Linked DNA regions of Homo sapiens: all the other regions are linked to region 6. A link is an interaction called in ENCODE POLR2A ChIA-PET data of the cell type or tissue named here. Cell type or tissue: HepG2. All regions are shown on one strand.

The links. ChIA-PET counts read pairs that join two places held together with the same protein. Peaks named below come from ENCODE experiments on the same cell type or tissue, not always from the same donor. Only the 100,000 strongest peaks of a DNase experiment are listed, where the experiment ranks them.
Region 1: POLR2A ChIA-PET joins it to region 6 with 20 read pairs; 3 of 35 experiments call an interaction of 5 or more read pairs at or near these places.
Region 2: POLR2A ChIA-PET joins it to region 6 with 11 read pairs; 6 of 35 experiments call an interaction of 5 or more read pairs at or near these places.
Region 3: POLR2A ChIA-PET joins it to region 6 with 22 read pairs; 7 of 35 experiments call an interaction of 5 or more read pairs at or near these places.
Region 4: POLR2A ChIA-PET joins it to region 6 with 13 read pairs; 4 of 35 experiments call an interaction of 5 or more read pairs at or near these places.
Region 5: POLR2A ChIA-PET joins it to region 6 with 46 read pairs; 2 of 35 experiments call an interaction of 5 or more read pairs at or near these places.

Annotation. Positions count from the first base shown.
Region 1 is chr6:3,796,194-3,800,193 of GRCh38, forward strand. No RefSeq gene overlaps it. Among named protein-coding and RNA genes, the nearest start is that of PXDC1, 46 kb to the left of the region's middle. In HepG2, no CTCF peak of the experiment used is centred here; DNase peaks (open chromatin) are centred at 377, 1,168 and 1,608; H3K4me3 peaks cover 359 bases.
Region 2 is chr6:3,823,546-3,827,545 of GRCh38, forward strand. No RefSeq gene overlaps it. Among named protein-coding and RNA genes, the nearest start is that of FAM50B, 24 kb to the right of the region's middle. In HepG2, a CTCF peak has its summit at 2,096; DNase peaks (open chromatin) are centred at 2,106 and 2,646; H3K4me3 peaks cover 436 bases.
Region 3 is chr6:3,746,527-3,750,526 of GRCh38, forward strand. The region is part of intron 1 of PXDC1 (PX domain containing 1); the gene reads right to left. Among named protein-coding and RNA genes, the nearest start is that of PXDC1, 3.2 kb to the right of the region's middle. In HepG2, a CTCF peak has its summit at 1,930; DNase peaks (open chromatin) are centred at 1,965 and 3,595; H3K4me3 peaks cover 1,407 bases.
Region 4 is chr6:3,804,568-3,808,567 of GRCh38, forward strand. No RefSeq gene overlaps it. Among named protein-coding and RNA genes, the nearest start is that of FAM50B, 43 kb to the right of the region's middle. In HepG2, no CTCF peak of the experiment used is centred here; DNase peaks (open chromatin) are centred at 1,374 and 1,934; H3K4me3 peaks cover 964 bases.
Region 5 is chr6:3,787,442-3,791,441 of GRCh38, forward strand. LOC124901244 (a long non-coding RNA gene) reads right to left here and starts at 1,678. Exons shown (of 2, transcript XR_007059412.1): 1 at 1,514-1,678; 2 at 1-1,233. In HepG2, no CTCF peak of the experiment used is centred here; DNase peaks (open chromatin) are centred at 1,142, 1,490, 1,910 and 2,560; H3K4me3 peaks cover 2,381 bases.
Region 6 is chr6:3,911,359-3,915,358 of GRCh38, forward strand. TGILR (TGF-beta induced TARBP2 interacting lncRNA) reads right to left here and starts at 644. Exons shown (of 1, transcript NR_198974.1): 1 at 1-644. It also overlaps the pseudogene RPS25P7. RefSeq lists a silencer at 374-571. In HepG2, no CTCF peak of the experiment used is centred here; DNase peaks (open chromatin) are centred at 733, 1,873, 2,363, 2,873 and 1 weaker place; H3K4me3 peaks cover 889 bases.

The DNA of each region.
Region 1 (4,000 bases), 120 kb before region 6:
TACAACTAAGAATTTTAACTGGTAACTCATATCCAATGGCAACTATGGATGACACCATCTGAAAGGAGTCCTTTGTTAGCAAACTGCTCACTTGCCGTCTCATTTGAGTGCATAAACAGATACATCTCTAAGTCCTAGTGTGTAAAATTTGGAATATTTCTACTTTTATTAATTTGGATTTCCATGGTGAGGAAGGTATAAACTCAACAAAATTGTTAAAAGAATCCTCCAGAAACACACATGAGACAATATTTTCTACTTCCTGGAAGGAAACAGGAGCTTAGCCTGTGTCTTTTTTGCATTTGCTCAGAGTGTCCACATTGACACAGTTACCATGGTAAGAGCTTCCTTTTGAAAGCACAGTGGAATCAGCCCATTCAGAGCGTGTTGTAGCAGGCATGTGATTCTTTCCTGCTTCCATAGACACCAATTTCATTGTAGGCTCCATGTATTGTTGTCTTCTTCCTGAGACCTTGGGTTGGGGCCAGCTGAGCGGGTTTTGATAGCAGCTGTTTCTCTCCTGATTATTTTTTGATTTCTTTGATAGATGAGGCTGCGAGTGAACACTTACATCACGTGCAGAAGTGATATGAGAGCCAGGAGCAGAACCAAACCTCCTCCTGGAAGATTCTTATGCTATTTAGGCCTTCAGAGTAGACCAGATGGCTGACACTGACCCTTTAGCTATTCAGTAGTCTGTAGACTAAAACTCCTGCCATAGGCTCACTTGCCTCAGATCTTAATTTCCTGATACTCTTCTCATCCTTAAACCCTTTCTTCTTTAGTTAGTCAGTAATAACAATAGTCACCTTTAATAAGTACATACTATCAACCTTCCCACAAGCTATATGCTTTATATACATTATTTCATTTAATCCTTCTATCTCCTCTGCGAGGTATTATTACCCCCATTTTATCAATGAGAAAACTGAGATGCAGAGGGGTTAAGAAATTTACATAAGGTCCCTTTGAGAGGTTGACATTATTAGGATCTTCTCCTATGTCCATGCTTTATCTCCCAGACAGACTCTTTGAAAGCAGGAACCAAGTAACATTGATCAGTCTCACACCCACAGTGTTAGAATGCCCTGATTTGTATCATTGGCCTATTTCCATTGTGTAAATACTCCCATCATCACTCACTTCAGGCTACCAGTGTGAAGTCACTGGGAGCAGATGTGTACAATGGGCTCCCACAAGCCGGGGAAAGCCAGCTATGGCAGCTTGCTGGCCCCTGAGATATGCATAGTTACCTAAGGGGTCTAGCCCCAAACTCTGCTTGTCTGTTGGGGTGGGATTTGGCTCTGTCATTCTCTAACAGCTGTTAAAACATAGTACCTTGGAAGAATCTGCTAATGTGGGTGGCGGATACTTCACCCAAATCTTACTCTGTGCCCTCTCAGGGTAGGACACTCAAGCTTAGTCCCAAAGGGAACACACCCCTCCGCATGAGGTGATGTTTAGGCAGAGGGAAGCTGTGTGACCCATGGCGTCCCTTCTAAATGAAAGCAAAACAGCTAAAACAAAGCCTTTTTGCTGTGATTTGGAGTAATAAGGTGAGGAATCTCTTCTAAGAATGATTAACCATAAAGGCATGCAAAATATGTCTGACCGAACACAAAGTTTAATGATATCGTATTCTTCCTGCCAATGACAGACCTTTTCATCATTCTCTTATGTCTGAGATGCTCTTGTTTAAATGAAAACAAAATTCCTCTTGTTTAAGATCTGATCACACTTACCACGCTTACCTTCACTAACAGGAAGGTGTTTTAAAATGCTTACAGTAAGAGATGCTGGATTCTGTGTTTCTAAAACAAGTGTGCTTAGAACAGTAAGTAAATATGTACATTGTGTGGTTAGGAGAGAAATGGATTTCTAGTTCTTAGTAAATCTCCAAAGAGTTCCAAATCTCTTAAGTTAATGAAATTGGAAACAATATTTGGCAGCTCAGTAATAGAATGACCTCATAGGTATGCATGCTTAGATTAGGGAACTCATTCATTCTTTCAACAAAATTTTATTGAATATCTCTTAGGTGCAAGACACTCCGTAAGGGTCTGGGGATATAAAGAAGAGAAAAACCCAGGCCAATGACTGGAGATGAAGTGGCTAACGGATGCTTCCAGGGGTTGGCAAGCAACAACCTGAGGGTACAACCCAGCTGCAGCCTGGGGTTTACTGGAGCGTGGCCACACCCACCACTTATGCATCTGCTGTGGCCACTTCAACTCAGGCACCCAGTTGAGTAGCAGCTGGGACAGAGACCGCTTGTCCATGGAGCCTAAAACACTCACTGGCCCTTGAGAGAAAGAGTTTTCCAGCCTCTGGTCTTAGGAGAGAGAATGTAGGCCCAGACTATGGTGCTATGGGGAGCAAAGATGAGGAGACGGAGTGGGATGAACTTTAGAAGGTAGAATCTGTCGGGTGGGGAGCAGAGTGTAGGACCAAGGATAATACCCAAGTTGTCAATGGGGCCTGGAGGGAGAGCCCTCTGCTTCCAGGCCACTTCCTTCCCACCCCGTGAGCCCTGAGTACACAGCACGCCCAGCATTTCCTGCTGCCCAATAGAGCAAACTATTTATATGCTTCTCAAAAAATCCCTTTATTTAATGTGAACTTTTTTTCTAGAGGTCTTGGGACAGTAAGTCTAAAATGAACACCTCTCTTTTTAAAAGTAACAGTTGACTGGAATATTGTCAACTGCTTTATCTCATGCTGCCATAGCAGTAAAGGGGAGGCCAGCCACTTAGAGAAAATAAAGAAATGTTGGACTTGGTAAGTTAAAACCTGTAACGGTGTTTTTCATCATCATGATCATGACTGTACTAATCCAAAATAAGGCACTATCAGATAATTAATCTTTCACAGATAAAAATTTAACAAAGCAGTAGCTAGGTTACTTGACAGTAAATCTTTGCTTTATTTCTTTATCTTAATTAGAGAAATAACGATGGGTTAGGCTAAAGGCAGGTGAGTCAGTCTGCTAGGGGAAAGGTGACCTTGACGACTTGTTAACTGTTCATCTGCTCTTTAACCCACCCAGAGGTCCTAAATGTCACACGCTTCATGAATTACGCCACGTGAAGTTCATCAGTGCCAAACGACCTTATTAATGACTATTTGACCCAACAAACATGATTGAGGCCCTCTGGGTGTAGGCACTGCTGTGCCCATGCCCTGCCCTGGGGTGGCAGAAATACCAACAAGACCAGGCACTGCCCTTTAAGGAGCTCACAAACCAGCATGAGAGGACGGAGCTTCCACAGGTGTCCCAAGAAGTCAAATGTAATCCCTTTTTAGCAGAGGTGGAACCATCCTGACAGCTAGTGCTCTATCTTCCCATCACGTCTTCCCAATTCTCCTGCCAATAGCGCCAACAGCCTCCTCTGGCCTCCCTGGCCCTGCACCCACTAAATGATTTGAATGGAAGCTGCTGCTGAACACAGAACACTTCCCCGCCCTGGCCCAACTCTGACGCCTCCTTCCTGCCCCTGGGCTCCTTGGTGAATGAAGTTTGATCCCTGCCTCTTGGCATCACTGCCCTTCCTAGAGTTTGGTTTTGAGACCCATAAATTGCCCATATTTGCATAAATTAGTTTGAAGTTTCTGGCCCTTGCAGAAAAATCCTGATGAATAAGAATGTGGCCAAGAAAGCCCAGGAGAGGGAGTGGTTATTTCCAGCTGGGGGCACTGGAGAGGGTTTCTGCAGACAGAGGCGGGAAGGGCGCGCCCAGCAGCAGGTACTGTGCATGCAAAGGCCAGGCAGGGTATGGCGGATTCAGGGAAGAAGGCCATGGCTGATGCAATTGGATCTATTTGGGGGAGAGAAGAAGGCCACGGCTGGAGAGAAAGAGGAAAAAGAAACACAATTCAAAAGCCAGAATATCTGTGATGAACTTCGAATGCAGGTGAGGAGTTCCCCAAGTCAGGAGTCAGGAGTGCCATCATTTTAGCCTTCCTTGGGTACAAATTACACTTCGAGCAAGTGGCAATCTTA
Region 2 (4,000 bases), 88 kb before region 6:
CGAGGGTTAAATGAAATGACACAGAAAGAACTTTACCCACAGTAAGCTTTCAGCAAATTCATTCATTTGGCAAGTATTTATTGAGTGCCTGTCTATTGCAACCTGATGGTTTGCTAGCCAGACTCTACTTCCCTTGGCCGTAGCAGTGCTGGACTGGGCCCTGGAGTGTGGTGTTAGCAGTGAGCAAACAAAAGAGACAGATATCCCTATTGATGGAGCTCACGGTCTGATGGGAGCCATCATTACTATCATTATTGTTCTGTGGTGATCTGTTGCTCTAAGATTGTAAATTGACTCAATCTTTGTGAAGGAAGGAAGTGAGGCAGCTAAGCGGGATTAGGAGGCGGGACACTCAGGAGACTTGTCTTGCACCAGGAATATGGATGTGCTCGAACCTTACTGGAATCCATCACAACCGGGATGTTGATGAATTCAGGTTTCCACATACAACTCATTAGATAAATGGCTAAATATAAGCCTGTCCTATACCAACCATAGTAGTCAAGCCTTGAAGAGGAAGCAAGACAGATCCCCTTGCCTGTGCTCACCTTTCTTAGTTGGGGAAATATTGAAGGGGGCGGCCCCTGGGTTCCCGACACCAAACTTGAAACCAGCCTGCTGAAGCTGACCCCATGGTCAACGAGATTCCGAAACCAAGTAATGCGCTGTAGAGGGATGTTTCCTGGGACTGCGCGGTTTTGTTTTATTGCATAAATTTCAAAGTATTTAACATGTAACCAAGAAATTGTTGTGTTCAGAAAATTGCAAAAGAAAACTCAAGAGAATAAGGCCTCCAGAAAAAAACAACAACAACAGCAACATGTTTTTAGGGTAATGAAGGCCAGGAAGAACAATTAATAATTATTAAATCAATGTTGAATTAGATTGTTATTTCAATTCTTGGTGTGAATGACTGAATCATAATCTAGTCACAAGTGATAGAAAAACTGTGAACTGAAAGCCAATTCCAAACTCAGCACGTTGAGATGTTCTGTTGTATTCAACGTGCTGATAAAGCCCTTGATGGAAAGGAAGATATATGGTATCTTGGTATGATATATGGTAAAAGATATATCTTTTACCAAGTTTTACTAAAAGAAAATTTATTTCTTCCCACTAAATAATGTGGACTAATGTAAAAATACGTATATTGGCTTGAAGAGGGGCTACCTTTGTAGCTGCCCTGCAACCCTCATATCTGGGTCGAACCCTGCTGGGTTGAGGTTCTGGACAGTCTGCGTGGGATAAGGTCTCAACAGATGGGGTTGAGACTCCCACTCACTTGGTAATTCTGAAAATGTAATCTAGTGTGTGTGCACTTGTTTATTATTTAAAATCACATTTAATGGCCAGGCACAGTGGCTCAGCCTGTAATCCTAGCACTTTAGGAGGCTGAGGCGGGTGGATCACCTGAGGTTAGGAGTTTGAGGCCAGCCTGGCCAACATGGTAAAACCCCATCTCTACTAAAAATACAAAAATTAGCCAGGCATGGTAGTGCATGCCTGTAATCCTGTCTACTTGGGAGGCAGAGGCAGGAGAATCGCTTGAACCTGGGAGGTGGAGGTTTCAGTGAGTCCAGATGGTGCCACTTCACTCCAGCCTGGGCAACAAGAGCGAAACTCTGTCTCAAAAAAAAAAAAAACATTTATTCAGCACCGATTCTATGGTACAAATTAGATGCAAAAATGAGCTGGCCTTGCCCTGCACTCACAGGGCCTACAGACAAGGAGACAGGGAACTAGAAGTCAGTGTGGTTCTGCAGGACCCTCTGAAATCTAACCTAGCTGCATGACCCAGCAAAGTCTGCAGGAAAACTAAGAACAGAGGCAGCCCTGCTGATGCATTATTTAGCCAGATTGCCCTCCCCACAGCCGCCAGCCAAGCATGTGTTCTGCCAAGGAGAGACAATTAGGTGGCCGCACTGTGGTAGGGCAGAGAGCTCTTGCAGCTCTGCATGAAATGGGCACTGAGGTGAGTGAGTACTTCCCTCTCCTGTTTTAGACCAAGGATCAGTCAACTTTTTCTGTAAAGGATCAGACAGTAACTATTTTGATGTATGTGTGCTGTGAGGTGAGTGCTGCAACGCCCCCCACCGCTCTGTCGTGGTAGTATGAGAGCAGCCGCAGGCACAGGTCACGGAGGGGCGCGGCTGTGTTCAGTAGGGCAGCATTCATAGAAAGAAGCCAGCAGCGACCGACGGGCCCTCGGGCTGCAGGTTGCGGACCCCTACTTGAGAGCCAGGCCAGTCCAAATTCCCAGTTGCCCTTTATTCACGGGGAACTATGTAAACATCAAGAGACTATTTTCCAAAACTCGTTTTTAAAAAATCTCAAGCACATAAAAACACATTGTGCTTCTCGGTGTTTGTTTTTCAGAAGTGTTTTTCCACTGGCATTTTAACTGAAGGGATTTGTTTCTTCTTTCATTTCTCCTGTGCTTCTTGGCGACAGAGTCTACATACCGACATTTCACCCTTTCCTCACCCTCGAGAGTAAGACTTCCAAGATTAAGTTTATTGTACTCGGGAGTTGGCCAAGCAACCACATAACTCCTGTCTGCTCCGAATCCTCAAGGCAGTGCCAGCTGCATTTTTCCAGGCCCGGACAGCATGCCAGAGGGGCAACGTCACAGCCCAGGCAGCCAGGCCTCCGTTTCCTGTCTCTTTCCTCCTGAAAGACACATGAATCATATCAGCTTTATCATTTGACTCGGAGCTCATTTCCCTGTTCCACAAACGCCTGGAGTTAGAGGCAGTGAGAGCCAAGTACAATGAAAACATGAAGTCCTGAGTTGCTTTCTCCCCTTAAGAATGGAACACATGTTCTCCCATCTCAAAAGAAAGCACCTCAGCTGGCTTAATTTGGAGTCTTTTGGCCTGAGCACTTGGCTCCTGGGTCAGACACTGGTGATCTCATCTGAAAAGCTGGGCCCTGCCTGTGCCCAAGGCGGGCAAGGTCCCAGCCATGGTGGCAGCAGGGCCCTTGTGTGCGTCCACCCCTGGCACACGTGGACTGTGTGCTTAGGGGCAGGTTTCTCCTGCAAGTAACCCTAGCTGAGTGTGAATGTAGACAGCAATCTGTGATCACATCACAACCTTTCCCTGAGCGTCTTACCATCCTTGCTCTGGAGTGAAAGGGCTAATAGGAAAGGAAAAGTCTAACAAAGAATTTGGACACATGAATTTGAAACTAAAATATCAATGACTTGTAAATACGAGGAAGGGATCGGGTGGGTCAGAGACAGGAGCTATCCAGATACTGCTCTTACCTGCTCACAAACACATATTGCTAAATTTATTGAGCACTTACTATGTGATAGACCCAGCTTTAAAAAGGACTTTACTTGCACTAACTCATTTCATCTTCACAACAATGCTGCCAGGTAGATAGAGTTGTTGCAGTTTTACAGATGAGGACATTCAGGTCCCAGGAGGTATCTTGCCTGAGGTCGGACAGCTAGCTAAGGTCAGAACCCAGATTGATGGCAAGGATTCTGAACGACTGTGAGTGTTTGTGTGCTGTGTGATCTAAGAGAATAACACGATAATAAGCAGATTCATTATTAAAAAGCATGTATGTGTTTCAGAAACTCCCTGTGTATTTTAGTATAATCATGTTCGGCATGATAAGATTAGACATTTATGTTTATTAGAGCCACACTAATGAAAATATACAACTGGCCAGGCATGGTGGCTCACGCCTGTAATCCCAGCACTTAGGGAGTCCAAGGCGGGTGGATCATGAGGTCAGGATTTCAAGACCAGCCTGGCCAAGATGGTAACACCCCGTCTCTACTAAAACTACAAAAATTGAACGGGCACGGTGGCTCACACCTGTAATCCCAACACCTTGGGAAGCTGAGGCGGGTGGATTACCTGAGGTCAAGAGTTCGAGACCAGCCTGGCCAACATGGTAAAACCCCATCTCTACTAAAAATGCAAAAATTAGCTGGGCATGGTGGCGCACGCCTGTAATCCCAGCTACTGAGAGGAGCTGAGGC
Region 3 (4,000 bases), 160 kb before region 6:
TGCCCCTCTGGGTGGGGCAGAATGACGCAGGTGAATTCTGCACGGGGGTGGAGCTATGGTTGAAGGCAAAGGGCAGGCCCAGCCAGCACCCCACTTGCAAGGGCCCACTGGATGGGGCAGAGATGGTGCCTCTGTGCCCCTGCTCTGCTGCCCGGGACTGGTGTGGCCCATGATCATTTCTGAGCCACTGTCACTAAGAAAGTAAACTCCGTGGCTTTGCAGTTGGCCATCGGGTGGGATTCTCCCTTATGTTTCAGGGTAACACAGGGCTTCTCCCCTCACTGTCCACCCGAGAACAGCATGAGCAGGTTCAGGCCCTGGGATCAAATCACGCATCTTCCTAGAGCTGTCAGGGTTGTGGGAGTCTGGTAGTCACATCTGTGTCCAGCCCTTTTCTGGTAATGTCCCAGATGCCAGTCCCCTGGTACTCGGATCTCAAATCTAAGACGACAGTCTCCTAGCATGCAGGTAGATGAATGTCTTTGGTGATAAAGATGAGCACAGGCAGGTACATTAGCACCACATGGGCTGGCGGGCTTGTGATCATGGCCTTACTAAGAGAAAACGCTAAAATGCCGCCTCCCAAGCTGCCCTCCTGAGCCACCCCCTCCCCCATGTCAACTCCTCCTGCCGACTCCCCCATGGCAGCAAATGGCAATCCTGCCAGTCCTGCACCTCAGGCTGAAAACTCTGGGGTCATCTGCACACTACTCCACACCCCATGTCTGGCCTTGCAGTGCCCCTGTGGCTCTCCCTCAATGCACATCAGCGTTTGCCCACTTCTCCCACCTGCTCTGCTGCACCAGCCCCCAGCACCTGCCTCCACGCCTCCCCTGCTCTTTCCCAGCACAGCAGCCCGAGTTTGAGTCAGGCCAAATCACCTCTCTGCTCAGAGCCCTCTCTGAATAAAAGCCCAAATGTGACCACGACCTTCCTCTCTCCCTTCCTGACCAACAGTCTCCACACCAGCCACCGTACCTCCTCACTCCCCAAACCCACCAGGCACATGCCAGCCTCAGGGCCTTTGCACCTGCTCTTCCACTGCCTAGAATCGACTTCCCCAGGCACCCAATGGCATGATCCCCGCTTTCCTTCATGTCTCTCTTCAAAAGTCACTTGTCCTCGATCACCCTGTCTAAACGCAAAACCCCTCCCCCTGCTCCTGTAAGTCGGAGCCCCTTTCTTTGCTTACTTATTTTTCCTTTTGAACATGTATCACTATCTAATGTATTTGTTACTTGTTTATCTTGTTACTATTGGATTTCTCCCAACCAGAATATAAGAATCATGAGGGCAGGGATGTTCTTGGTCTCTTGTTCACTGCTGTGCCACCATCACCTACACATGTGGTAGGCACTATGCAGATATTTGATGGAATGAATGTAAAAGCAAAATGTTGATTGTACAGCTACTAAGAATGAAAGATCACCTGACTACTCGGGAACACAATCTGTTGCTGCAGTGGTGACCTGGTTGGCTCAGACATCACAAAGCCTGAAACTATAGAAATAACAATCGAAAAAGTCTAGGAGCCTCAAAATGCCAACAAGGAAATTCAACATGTTTATGTTTTAAAGCATAAACCTTCCTAGATGCGAGAGATGTAAATAAAGGGTAACCCTGAACCATGTTAGGTATCGCACAGAGGGGACTGAAATGAAAGACTTGGGCCCACTGGTGTTAAGAGTCTGGAAAACACAAGAACGGAACACCTTGGTAACCCGGCGACAATATCCCCAGGAAACAGCTACCTCCCTCCCCTAGGGCTGCGGGACAAGAAAGGGAGAGGGGGCATATCCAATCTGGATGGAGAAGAAGGTCGGGTGGGAGAGTGAGAGTGCGAGGAAAGGGGAGAGAGGACAGAAGCTGGGCAAGTCCTGAGGTCAGCCCGGTCCGACCTCACCCAAACAGAAGTCCAGGAGAGAGCGCTAGTGAGCACTGTGCCTCCACCCCAGGCAGGGATTGACATATCCCTGCAGATGTGTCACCGTGACACATACAAGGCCCAGGGATGGCCTCCAAGCACCACTCCACAGTGTGTGTGTGCAGAGAGAGAAAAAGCACATTCTCCCCCACTGCAGTACTCAAGGGACCAAGAAAAGGGCTCAGCATCCCTTTAATTGCTAGCAGATTCAAAGCTGCAAGTGGGGCCAAGGCTCCCACACCCTCCAAGGGTGTGCAGACACTTCCAAGAGTCACCAGCCCACTGCCAGCAGAAGCTCAGAAATCCAGATTTCCTCACAAATCTCTTAAATGGAACTAGAGAATGCAAATCTAACCCGTCCCAGAAACAGTTCAATCCATGTAAACTGGGGAATGTGATAGGGAATGATGCAGAGAAAAGCCGGCATTGCAGCACAGCAAAGCACACACATCTGGCTGCCTTTTGTGTTTATAGTTTGTATATCCAGATAATCTTTTTATGCAAACAATAAATCTGCATGGAAATAAGGTGCAATCTGCTTTTACATTACTGGGATATATTTTACTTGGCAAACAATTTCCCTGGACTTAAAAGGATCAAAGAAAGGGAAAGGACTTCCCTGGCGCTGCACAACAAAACTCAGGTGGTGCTGGGCAGGGACCAACTAACTGCCCCTCAGAAAACCAAGGACTAGAATGAAGGCAGGGCTTATGGTCCCGGTTCTGGTCCCAGGCTCCCCTCTTCACCCCCTCCAGGGTGTGCCAGACTGTCCCCAGCAGAGAGAGCAGCTCCAACAGTTCCACGGTGTGCTGTGAGAAAGTCCTTTACACCCAGCCGCTGGACCTCACACTCACCGCCCACCAGCCCTGCCACCATCATTCTGACCCCTATTTCTGATTTCTGTTCCCCTTGAGGTACTTGGAGGTAGCTATCATATCCCTTCTGAGCCTTTTCTCCACGGTAATCGCTCGCGTCTTCAACCTTTCTTCACTCTTTTGAGCCACTCCTGCGTGTCCACACAGCTTGTGACCGCGTAACAGACCCAGCACAACTAGGGCGACAGCAAAAGAGGCGGAGCCAGGGTGTGTGCAGGGCACGCCCCTCCCTCCTGCTCCAGGTGAGGTATTTCCACCAGCGTGGATGCAACTGAAACCACGCCCTCTTTCCACCGTCTGGCCCAACCCCAGCCAGAAGCAGCTGATGGGACGGTAACAATGACAACTGGCATTTATGGAGAACCTGCTCTTGTTAGACCCTCTACCATGCCTTTCAGTCCTCACAAACGTCAGAGACCACAAGCACAAAGTTACAGGTGGGGAGCCCCACGGGGATCCCGCTCCAACCAGCCTGCCTGGGGTCACGGAGCTCAGACGCCTGACCACAGTGAAGCTCAGGGACTCCAGTGTATTTAAGCCTCGTTCCAGGAAAGGTCATTGAATAAACCGCTGTTCCTTCACGATGCTTTCCTGATTTGGGCATTGATTTGTTAAATTTAAAATATCATAACAAACAGCAAATCCAAGGAAAACTGCTTCCATGCTTGAAATAACACCCAACTGTCTGGAGAACAGCTATAAATGTGAGGCTCTGGGGAGCAGAGGGAGGCCTGAAAGGCGGGCCTTCTCGCTCAGGGCCCCAACTCGCTGGCTGTGGGAGCCCTTCCAAAAGATGTGTCATGAGAACTAAGCTAATTATCCACGTAATTCTCACACTGGGGTTGGGGCCATCGCCAGGGGAAAGCACAGGTTATCTCAAGAACGCAGCCAGATAGGAGGCTGGGGAGACTTGGACGGGCCACCTTCTGCTTCAGTAACTTGGCCCCAAGCTTTCAGGAGGTCTCTGCTTAGAGGAGGACTGCAGAAAAGAAGGCTGCTGGGCCACTGTCCCAATGTTCCGAGCTACAGGTGGTCACCCATGGAGGGGGGTGGGACCTGCTCGGAAGTCCTCCAGTCTTCCCGCCCCTTCTCCCCTCCCGGCCCTCCCAGGCGGCCCCTCTCCTCGGCCTGCCCCCTCCACCCCGCAATTCTTCCCGTCTCAATTCCAGTCCCTCTCTCTTGCGTCCTCCCGGCTTCCACC
Region 4 (4,000 bases), 110 kb before region 6:
CTCCGCCTCCCGGGTTCCCGCCATTCTCCTGCCTCAGCCTCCCGAGTAGCTGGGACTACAGGCGCCCGCCACCACGCCCGGCTAATTTTTTGTACTTTTAGTAGAGATGAGGTTTCACCGTGTTAGCCAGGATGGTCTCGATCTCCTGACCTCGTGATCCACCCGTCTTGGCCTCCCAAAGTGCTGGGATTACAGGCGTGAGCCACCGCGCCCAGCCAGCCTCTTGATGGATTGTAAAAATCATTCATTCTTAACTGGGGGAAATTTTCCCCTTGGGGGCATTTAGCAATATCTGAATACATTTTTAATTGCCATGATTGATTGGGGGTGGTCCTGGTGCTACTAGCTCTAGTGGGTAGAGGCCGAGGACACGCTCCCCATCCTGTTATGCCCAGGACAGCACCCACAACATGGAAGCATGTAGTCTAAAGTGTTGGTAGTACTGCGATTGAGAAACTGATGTAACTCAAACATCCCATATTGGTTAGCACTTCAACATATCTTGTAGGGGGATACAGTTCAATCTATAACAGATCTCCCATTTAATTTTATTCTGGCCTTACCCCAAGTTAGACATCTGAATCATTACAGTGATGATAAATGGTTGCTCAAATGCAAGGCAGTTTTACTTGGAGGCATGGATGAAAGCTAGATGTAACAGGAAATGAGAAGCCTCTATTTTAAATATTGAATCTGTTAAAATCTTTTTTTTGTTTTTTTGTTTTTTTTCTTTTGAGATGGAGTCTCACTCTGTTGACCAGGCTGGAGTGCAATGGCATGATCTCGGCTCACTGCAACCTCCGCCTCCCAGGTTCAAGTACTTCTCCTGCCTCAACCTCCCGAGTAGCTGAGATTACAGGAGCGTGCCACCATGCCCAACTAATTTTTTATATTTTTTGGTAGAGACAGGGTTTCACCATGTTGGCCATGCTGGTCTCGAACTCCTGACCTCAAGTGATCCACCTGCCTTGACCTCCCAAAGTACTGGGATTACAGGCCTGAGTCACCACACCTGGCCTAAATAATGAATCGTAGTCACTGATTTTTATGAACCACTACAGCAAACAAAAAAACTAACAGTGCTGGACGCAGATGTGTAGAAAAGGTCCAATATCATGTTGTATAATTAGGAAATGCCACTTTATTAGAAAAAATGCCATGTCCCATGAAATCGGGGACTGCATCTCTTTGTTCATGGCAGTATCACCAGCACTTAGAGTGGGGACTGGCACACAGTAAGTGCTCAATGAATACTTTTTGGGTGAATTAGAGTCTCAGGGAGGAATTTTGAGGAAAATCCTTACCTCAGAGGCCTCGCCCCCTACTACTCAAAACGGAAATGACTCCAACTCCCTTTCCGGGATGTCATGGAAGTTGTGTTTACGAGTATGAATTGCTACATGTGCAGATTACAGAGGAGAAGCTTGTGTGTGTGTGAAGAGTACAAAGTATTACTCAGATCACACATAAACATACACATAATTATACAGTGCTCACTTTTGTAAACCTCCTAAGATAATAGTGAAGAGGACACAGGCTAAAAATGGGAAGTCTAAACGGAAGGGCCAGACAAGTGCTCAAAGGAAAATGATCTGTAGAAGTAAGAAGGGCTGTTTGTGAAGCCAGGACCAGGGGTGCAGACAGGAGCCCAGGAGGCTCCACAGCCACCGCTGCAGCCGAGGTCGTCCTCCCGGCCATGCCCTCTGTCTTCCAACTCCAGCCTCGTCTGGAATCCCCCTCCTCTACACCACACTCCTCTGGGAGGTGGTCTCCTTTCTTCCTGCCCAGCACCTTTATGTTCTTTAACTCAAAAGGCAGTGGAAAGAGAAGACAAGGGCCCTAAGAGAGACCTGGGGAACTCGGAAGCCTTTGACTTTGTTCTCAGTAATTCTTAGTTGGCCTTGGGTTAATCTGTTGGCAACAAAGTCCAACGCAGCAGTGATAAAGAACTTTCCCACTGTGTCAAGCAAGGCCTTTGAAAAAGCAGGGCTGGGACAATCCCTGGGAAGGCACACAGGGGACAGCCCTGCGTCTCACAGCCTGTCCAGTGGCCCCCACTTGCTCACGATGGCCCGTGCCAGGTCTCAGGACACCCACCCCCTTCCATTCTGTCATGTCTAAAGTGTCTGACCCAAAGACTAACCTCCCCTGGAGTTCAGGAAGACTCCACTCTACAGACGCAGCTGACCAACGTTCCAGGCAGGAGCAGCCAGTTCAATCTCGTGTCCCCTGGGCTGCCGTCTCTGCCTCAGCGGCTACCTTGGAATCTCACCCTCCCAAGGGAGTCCCACCCCACTGGGGCTTCTGAGCCCCCCTTAGACTCAGCAGGGCTCTAAAAGCAGGGGTTGAAGCATATTAGAGTTTTGCGACAAGTAATAATAACAATAAATGTAAACCTAATTATGGGCCTACCACTGTTCTAAGAACTTTATACGTGGCCGGGTGCGGTAGCTCACGCCTGTAATCCCAGCACTTTGGGAGGCTGAGGTGGGCGGATCACCTGAGGTCAGGATTTTGAGACCAGTCTGGCTAACATGCTGAAACCCCATCTCCACTAAAAATGCAAAAATTAGCTGGGCATGGTGGCAGTTGCCTGTAATCCCAGCTATTCAGGAGGCTGAGGCAGGAGAATTGCTTGAACCCAGGAGACAGAAATTGCAGTGGGCTGACATCTCGCCACTGTACTCCAGCCTGGGTGACAGAGCGAGACTCCATTTCAAAAAAAGAAAAGAGAAGAACTTTACACACATAAATCCATGTCATCCTCCCAATAACCCTGAGACAGGCATCTATATCAGCGTCCCCACTTTTCAGATGAGGAAACTGAGGCAGATGTCAAAGCGCTACTTGACACAGCTAGCAATTAAATAGTAAAAAGATAGTAGTGAAAAGATAATTAGTAAAAAGATTAAATACATTTTTGTGGGTTTGTTTGAAAAGTTAATCTTCCATTTATGATACTGTTTCTACAGAAAATGCTTTTGAATTTCAAACAATTACTTCCTAAAAAACTTTGAACCAAAGTCAAGCCTAGGCCTTCATACCCATATTTTAATAGCGGTGTTTTGGGCTTCATAGTACCTTGGCAAGAAGAGCCTTCCTTCTGCCCCCCAACTCCTACCACACAGCCGCCACCTCCTCCCACACCTCCTCCCCTGTGTCTCCCCCACCCCACAGCCTGGACACACTTCCATTAGAAAGTACTTGAACTTTTTTTTTTTTTTAGACAGAGTCTTGCTTTGTCACCCAGGCTGGAGTGCAGCAGTGCAATCTCGGCTCACTGCAACCTCTGCCTCCTGGGTTCAACCAATTCTCCTGCCTCAGCCTCCTAAGTAGCTGGGACTACAGGCGCACACCACCACGACCAGCTAATTTTTGCATTTTTTAGTAGAGACGGTGTTTCACCATGTTGGCCAGGCTGGCCTCAAACTCCTGACCTCAGGTGATCCACCCACCTCGGCCTCCCAAAGTGCTGGGATTACAGGGGTGAGCCATCACTCATGCAGATACATCTTTGCAAGAACAGATCTTAATGGAAGAAATTACCATAAAATTATCCTAAAGTTTGCCAAAATGATGAAGTAAGAATTACTCAATTTTTTTACAATAATAAGAAAGTCTGGAAGCCGCAGCATCTCCTTAGGAGTTATAAGTAGAATAAATGAAAGCTTCAAGAGGGAAGCCAATGGCAGGATCCCAGGTGGGTGGGGAGGGGGAGGCGGATGAAAGCTGATTACAAACATGTCCAGTAGCAAGTGGGAGTGGGCAGCCTGAGCCAGGAATTCCCAAAAGGTTGAGGGAGTTGAACAGAAATGGGTGAAGGGTCAGAACCCAGTCGCTGGGTCAGATTATAGTAATGTCTTCCTGTGTTAGAAAGAGTGATTCATTATTTTCAAAGGAATGGATAGAAGAGGCCATCCTTCCACACATCTGGGACCCAGTCTTCTTTATGGTAAAGAAAGGTTGGACATCACTCTTTGAGCCCTTTCAGCTTAGAGTC
Region 5 (4,000 bases), 120 kb before region 6:
AATGTATTATTTTTAGAAGAATTCAGAACATCTAAAACTATGTTAGAAACCAAACTTACTTCGTCCTGTCAGACACCTTGATGACCCAGTTAACAAATATTCCTAAGCTATGCTTATGTGTTCAGTTCTATGCCAGAAACAGAGATATTAGACATAGCCTCTACTCTCAAGGAACGCACACCTTAGCTGTTAAGCGGGGCAGAAAATAAGAAATACATGAGAAGCTAAATAAACACATGTGTTTGATAATAATCTAAAGAAAGGCACAGAAGCTGAGATGGAGGGAGCAGCTGAGGCTCATTAGTGGCTGAGCATTGGAACAGGGATCAACCAACTTCTGCTTCTGAGGGGCCAACGTGACCATTCCGAGGGCCGCACTGACTCTAAAACAAGCCTCTTCGCCCCGATGAACTACACTCTGATGTCCAGTGGCCCACAGGCTGTTGTTTCTTTACGTTTGTTTTGAACTTCCCTTAAAGAATAAATATAAGAAGCAGGGCCTGGTGCATACCTATCATCCAAGCTCTTCAGGAGGCTGAGGCAGGAGGATGGCTTGAACCCAGGAGTTCCAAGATGCACTGAGCTATGATTATAGCACTGCTCTCCAGCCTGGGTGACAGAGTAAGACCCTGTCTCTAAAAATGAAATTTTTAGAAGCCATAAAACTTTCTCATTCATTCCTCATAAAAATGAAGCCATGTAAATATGACTCTTGGGAAAGAGCAGATATTCAACGTGGTAGAATATGGGATCTTCCATAGAGTGGCTGATGCAATGAAAAACATATACAATTGTAGCAGTCAGTTGTGCCCCTAACATTTGCGGGGCCCCAGGCAAGAGCGCACATGGAGGCCCACGCACCATAGGTTTAAATATTTAAAAGTTGCTCACCAAACTGATAAATATGTCCATATCCTCCTGCCTTTGCAAATATACCTTCATCATGACCTGAAGACAAGGTTCAAATGTAAAATTTCTGGGCACCGTGAGGTTAACAGCACAGTATGTAGCAGTGCAGGACGCTCCTGGCCTCTGGCCTGCCCCCTCCTCTTCTCACCCCAGCTCCTGAGTGGGCTCTCATGCATAGGCTCGGCCTGCTTAGACCACATGCCCAAGCTCTGTGCGTGACTCACAACAGCTGCCTGTCTTCACCCCTCAGGCCCACGGGTGGTGTCACCTGCAGTGTGGTGCTCCCCAGGAAGACAGATCCTAAGGAATCCCTTCATGCAGGACCTGAAAGTGAGAACAGAGCAACTTGGGCAGGAAATTTGGGGTCCCAGTTACCTGGAATGTGGTCTACAGAAAGACACATGAGCTCCAGGTGACGTCCTCACCCCAGTGGGTAGGGGCTGGATTGGGGCCCTGTAAAGCCTGGGGCCAGGGCAGAGCTGCCTCTCACTGGGTCTGGGTCAGCCAAGAGCCACCATTTGTGGAATGCACTCTGTGCTGTTCTCTGTGCTCACGTGTTGTAATTTCCACGTCACAGAGTTTTCAGGGCGCTTGCTCAACTCACAGCTGATAGTGGCAGAGCCAGAATTCCATCACTGGACGGCCGTCTGACTCCAGAATCCGTGCTCTTCCTCACACTGGTTTACCATTTCTCATTAAAGGCTGGGAAGCACTGGATTGGATTATCTCACGAGCCCACTTCCTTCCCAGTGATACTCTTCAGCCGTGTGAGCAGGGCAGGCCCAGCATCGCCACCTCTGCGATGAGGAGGTGGTCCAGACAGTCTAAGGTTCAGACCTGCTGACTTACGTTACACACGCTCCAGGCTAAGTTCTGTTACTAAACACTCCGAATCTGGGTTTATTGACCATTTGTGAACACGGGTTATGGTGTCCTCATCTGAACTTTCTCCGGATGATCTCCCTGAGTCAGTAGGAATGTTGAAATGACTCCATCCAGGTGAACTTTCATCCTCATGGAAAATATGTGGTTCTCTCCTGCTGCTGGCAACTCACAGTGTGGAGTAAACACATTCCCTTGGAAATGCTTGTAATTCTAGGTTTTTCCAACATGAAAGTATTTTATCAAAATAATGCTTAGTCTAAGCAGTGTTTTTTTCTGAGTTTCGACATCTTAGCTCTATGGATCATATTTTGACTAGGGCTATGGCCCAGTGTTGATCCCATTCCTTCACTGCTGGGTCTAGGAGCAGTAACTGAATTACTAGAAAGCCTTTCACGCTTCCTCTATGCAGGCCAGCTTGGGAACTTTGATAAAGAACCTTGGGAAAAAGCAACCACTGTAGGGCTCACAGCCCCTCAGCAGTAAGGCCAATAGCCCCTGACTGTGCCTGCATGCCGCAAAGGCACATAGGATAACATTGAGCTAAATTAAATTTATAATGTATTTTCTATCCCCAATATTACTCCCCTAAGGTCTAGTTAACGGGCAAAGGACTGAGTACTGGATGGTAGGATTTGGGTCAGCTGGGTAACCACCTGGCACAGTTCTGAACAGTGTGGCCGCAGGGGCGAGTTTCATATGATGGTCCACAGAGGAGCGATTTCAGTCTGTATGTGTTTCCCTGGGCAGTGGCAGGATGGGTTCCTGTTTACTGTTCTCATTTGTCCGGTTGTGAAAGAGTTTGTTTCATTCTTTTTGTTTGTTAACATCTTCAGCCCTGCAGCAACTAACCTCCGGGCTCTTCAGATAGTCTTGTGAGGTGAGAGCGGCAAGAATCCAATGTGGTCATTTTTTAAATTTTAATCTCAATCTTTTTTCCTTTTAGAATACTATTCAGTAACAGTTTAGAGCCGTAGACCAGCATGCCTTTAGCAAAATGACCTCATGACTCGGCATCCCAAGTTGTGAGTTCTAGTCCTGGTTGTGCCACTTTCTAACTTTCACTTCGCGCCTCAGTTTTGTTAATGTCAATTGGAGATAGAAGTGTTTGCCTTGCATACCTGGAGAGATGGGCAGGCATCTAACTGAGGACCATTTCGACAGTCATGAGTGGGTTAACCAAGGTGACAGGAAGGTGAGCAAGACGTAGCTCCTGCTCTCAATGGAAAATCAACATGTCAATGGCTAATGATGGCCTGGTGTGTGGGTGAAAGAAATTGAGACTTTGAAGTACTTTCCATGAAAAATTATTATTAAGCATTAATAGAGTAGGTTGGAAGGTAAGATGAACCCAGCCAGTCTGGGACTCTCAGAAGCTGAATTGGCCCAAGTTAGTGCCAGGCACGAAGAACAGACTCACAGTTCATCTGATGGCAGCTTCTAGGGCTGAGCTTGCAAAACACAAATCTGTGTAGTCAAGGTTTTGCCTACTCTTTTTGGAGTTGTTCATAAGCATGGTACCAAAAAAAAAAAAAAGATTCTGAGCTCAAATAAGTTTGGGCAATGCTGTATACTGCATGCCCCTTGACAATTTCTTTCTTTTTTTTTTTTTTTTGAGATGGAGTTTCACTCTTGTTGCCCAGGCTGGAGTGCAATGACGTGATCTTGGCTCACTGCAACCTCCACCTCCCGGTTTCAAGCGATTCTCCTGCCTCAGTCTCCCGAGTAGCTGGGATTACAGGCGCCCACCACCACGCCCGGCTACTTTTTTGTATTTTTAGTAGAGACAGCATTTCACCATGTTGGCCAGGCTGGTCTCAAACTCCTGGCCTCAGGTAATCTGCCCGCCTCAGCCTCCCAAATTGCTAGGATTACAGGCGTGAGCCACCATGCCCAGTCGACAATTTCTTATACACGTTAACAGTTAAAGATTCTGGAAACGGGAAAGTTTGGCATTAAATAAATCTGTACTTTTGCTTACCTCTGTTTAATTTAAATTTGTGCATGCAAGACTTTTTCAATTCCCCTTTTATAATACCTCATTGAGAAGTGTTCCACAAGGCACCAGTTTGGGAAACACTGAATGGTAAATGTTATGGCAGACATCTGAAGTGATTATAAGAGAATCAGATAAGGTCGTAGATGTGTTGGCTCAAATCTATTTCTAGTAGTAAAAAAACAAAAACCTAAGGCACGTGATCTACAGACC
Region 6 (4,000 bases):
ATGGCTGGCAGGAGCTGGACTTCAGTGGCCAGTGGCTGAAAGACCTGCAGGCCACTCTTGAGAAAGGGCATGAAGTGGCCTCAGACACCTCCAGTATCTCCTGTTCATGGGGGTCCCTGCTCTCCCAAATGGTTCAGATGCTTCAAAGTTTAACCAGTAGACATAAGAGGAATGTTCTGGAAGCCATTCAGCACTGTCCACAATGTCGCAGGATGAGCAGATCTGTCTGCTAGTAGAAGGAAATGCCGTTAGAGTTTGCTGACCTGAACCCAGATACCAAGTCAACCCAGGTCTTATCCCATCAAGTTGACATCCGCTCTACACAGATCAATGTTTGCAAGAATCATCTCTCTCTGCTCTCTCTCTTCTTCCTTCCTCCACATTACTTGCAGTCTTTTCTAGCCATCAGTTCTCCTGGAGGGTCCTGGCTCCACCTGGAGATCTACAGCAAAGTCCTAGAGGTCCTGCTGAATTTGCTTTTCCCTTTCTCTCCTTGTGGCAGAGCAGCGGCAGGAGAGCTAGGGATGTTCTCCTGCTATGCTGATGCTACTCACAGCAAAACTCCTTCGGTGTTATGCTAACAAGTTTCTGTCTCAACTCCATCTTTCCGCACACTCCTCTCCCTGCTAGGTGCAAGGAGGGGGAAAGAAAACAATCTCTCCCTATGCACTTTAAACATTCCCTGTGATGTGTCACCAGACTTTATCGCCTTTCAGGCACTAGTGAGTCACTTTTTGAGGCAGGGCCCCCGCTCTAATGTCCACAGAATCCCGAAGCAGAGATGCTGCCAAATTCACCCCCACTGGTGGCTCACTGCCAAGGAGAAACAGGAGCTGTCTTTTTTCAGAGGTCTTTAAAAATAGTGTAGGAGGCCAGGGGTACATTAAGTGACCTCTGGAGGTCCAGTCTGGGCTCAGGAAGTTCTGACAAATTCAAAAATGTAGGTTTTAAGAGACTTGGGGGGCTTTACACAACGAGGCCCTTTTTAGCATTTGCTGCTGCAGGCTGATGGGCTGAATTAATCACTGTTCCTCTAATCAACTAAGGAAAATGGTCTTTCCTTCAAAAACAGCTGTCAGCAATGACTATAAATTGGTTCATTTTATGCAGAAAGATGCCCTGTGATAGGCTGTCAGCCAAATGAATGCTGACTTCAATGTGACTTGAAACAGAATGTTGGAAGTGGCAATATATGAATGGAACAAAACAGGACAATGAAGCAGCATCTCCATAGTCACAGCGAGGCATCATGAAGGATATACAGGGAGTACATTTTGAGACTGACAAGCAAAAATCATAATCTTAACAATGTTGCCTAATGTTTAGTGAGCACTTATTATGTCCTAGACTCTACACTAAATATGTCATTTGTCTTATTCCACCTACCATTAAAATATTTCCGAGCAGGAGTGTTTCTATTGAGACCTGCCAGAACATTGTCAAAATCATAGGCCCAAAGAGCCTAGCTTGAAAGCATGCTGTACTCTAGCAGAGGGGCCTGGAAATGCACAAATCACAGAGACAAACACAAATCAGAGCGGCAGAAGCCACCTTGGTCTGAAGCTGGACTTAGGAGAAAAGGCTCTCCACTTGCTATAATAGGTCTTTAGACAATTTCACACCCTCCAGGTCTCTGGCAGAGCTTAGAGGCTAAAATTTTGTTTAAAAACAAACAAAAGCAGTTTGCCTTAAGTGGGCAAATGGAAAGGGAGATTTTTTACTTGCAAATAAGGAAATGATATTTAGTAATTTTCTAAGCATCTGTCTGTCCTATGTTTTGCTTTAGGGACCTATAACATTCCTCAGTGCTTGCCAATCTCTAGTTTGGAAGCCAAAAGACACTACCTCATAGGCAGTGAGTCAGCAAATGAGAGTGGGTGGGAAGCCAAGGGAGTAAGAATAGGTGGAAAGGGCTGGACAGACTCCAAATCCAAGCTCTGTCACTGACGAGCTTCAGGACTTCGGAAAAATTACACTAACTCCTTTAGCCTACCTCCTAATCTGTAAAACAGACATAACGAATGCTACCTTGCAGAGTCGCTGTGTTCATGAGATAATGAACATACATTATTCATTGCCCATGGATGTGCCTGCTACATAGTCAAGATTAACTCATGGTAACTATTATTTAAAAGGACCACTGGATCCAACTCCAAGATTTACTATAAAGCTATGGTAATGAAGGCAGTGTGGTATTGGTGAAAGAACAGAGAAAAAGATCAATGGAACAAAATAGAAAACCTGGAAATAGACTTACATAAATATAGTCAGCTGATCTTCAATAAAGGAACAAAGACATTTCAATGGAACAAAGGTCATCTTTTCAACTAATAGAGCTGGAACAACTTGTCCACAAAAGAGTCAAACTCTGTAAATATTTGAGGAGATTTGTTCTGAGCCAAATATGAGTGACTAATGGCTCATGGCATAGCCCTCAGGAGATCCTGAGAACACGTGCCCAAGGTGGGGTCAGGGTACAGCTTGGTTTTATACATTTTATTTTATTTTGTTTTTTTATTTAATAAAGTTTTATTTTTCCAAATGTACAATTGGTTGAACCTGTTCATGCATCTTCACCAGCAGCTGGAGCATCCCCGCCCTTGGTATTTCTGGTGTAAATTACTTGAACTCTGTGCTTTGAAACAGTTTGTTAAGTCCTTTACTAAGGAGCTCCTGAAGGGCTGCTCTGGCCAGGGAACCTCGAATCTTTAGTCTCTTAGAGACCACAGCTGGAGCTCTAAGTTTATAGTTGGGAACTTCCTTACAGAGTTTGTCATAAGTAGCTTTGTCAAACAAGACTAAGTTATTGAGCTTGTCCCGAACTTTGCCTTTGGATCACTTCTTCATTTTGGCTTTGCCCCAGGATTTGTTCACTGGGTCTTTGTCTTTCTTGCCCAACTTTTTGGCATCTTTCTTCTTCTTGTTGTCCTTGGGTGCCCTTGTGAAGCTCAGAGAGCAGCGGAGAACCGATTTTACACATTTTATGAGACAAGAGACATCAATCAAATACATATAACACGTACATTGATTCAGTCCAGAAAGACAGGACAACGGGAAGCTGAAGGGCTTCCAGGTCACAGGTAGATTCAAAGATTTTCTGATTGGCAATTGGTTGAGAGAGTCAAGTTATTGTCTGAAGACTTAGGAATGTCTGGGTTAAGATAAGTGGTTGTGGAAACCAAGGTTTTATCACACAGATGAAGCCTCCTGGTAGAAGGCTTCAGAGAGAATAGATTGTATTTCTCATCAGACTTAAAGAATCTGTTCTATTAGTAATTTCAAAAGGGAGGAGGATGTAATGAGGCATGTCTGACCTCCGCTTCCCATCATGACTTGAACTCGCTTTTCAGGTTACCTTTCGAACGCCCTTGCTAAGAGGAGGGTTCCATTCAGATGGTTTGGGGGCTTAGAATTTTGTTTTCGGTTTATAAACCGGGTGTTCAAATGCATATATATCCCCATAACTATATATATATATATATATATATATATATATATATATATATATATATATATAACTATATATATAACTTTATATATAGTCTTTGCACCCTTCACAAAAACTAACTCCAAATAGATCAGAGACCTAATAGTAAAATGAAAAACTATAAAACTCCTAAAAAGTAACATCAGAGAGAATACAGATTACCATGATTCCTTCAATGACTTCTTAGATACAACACCAAAAGCACAATCCATGAAAGAAAACATTGATAAGCTGTACTTCATTAAAATTAAAACACCAAAAGCACAAGCCATGAAAGAAAACATTGATAAGTTGTACTTCATTAAAATTAAAACTTCAGTCTGTGACAGCCAGTTAAGAAAATGCAAAAACCAGCAATAGAGTGTGCAGTCAATTCCTTTCATTTGATGTTACCTCAATTTCCGTTTTCATTCTCATACAAGAAGCAGGGCTCAACCACCTTTGATGTGGTTTCCAGTTCTCCACCTCCTCCCAGTTCCTCAAGGTGCTTGATCCAAATATCTGCCCCATACA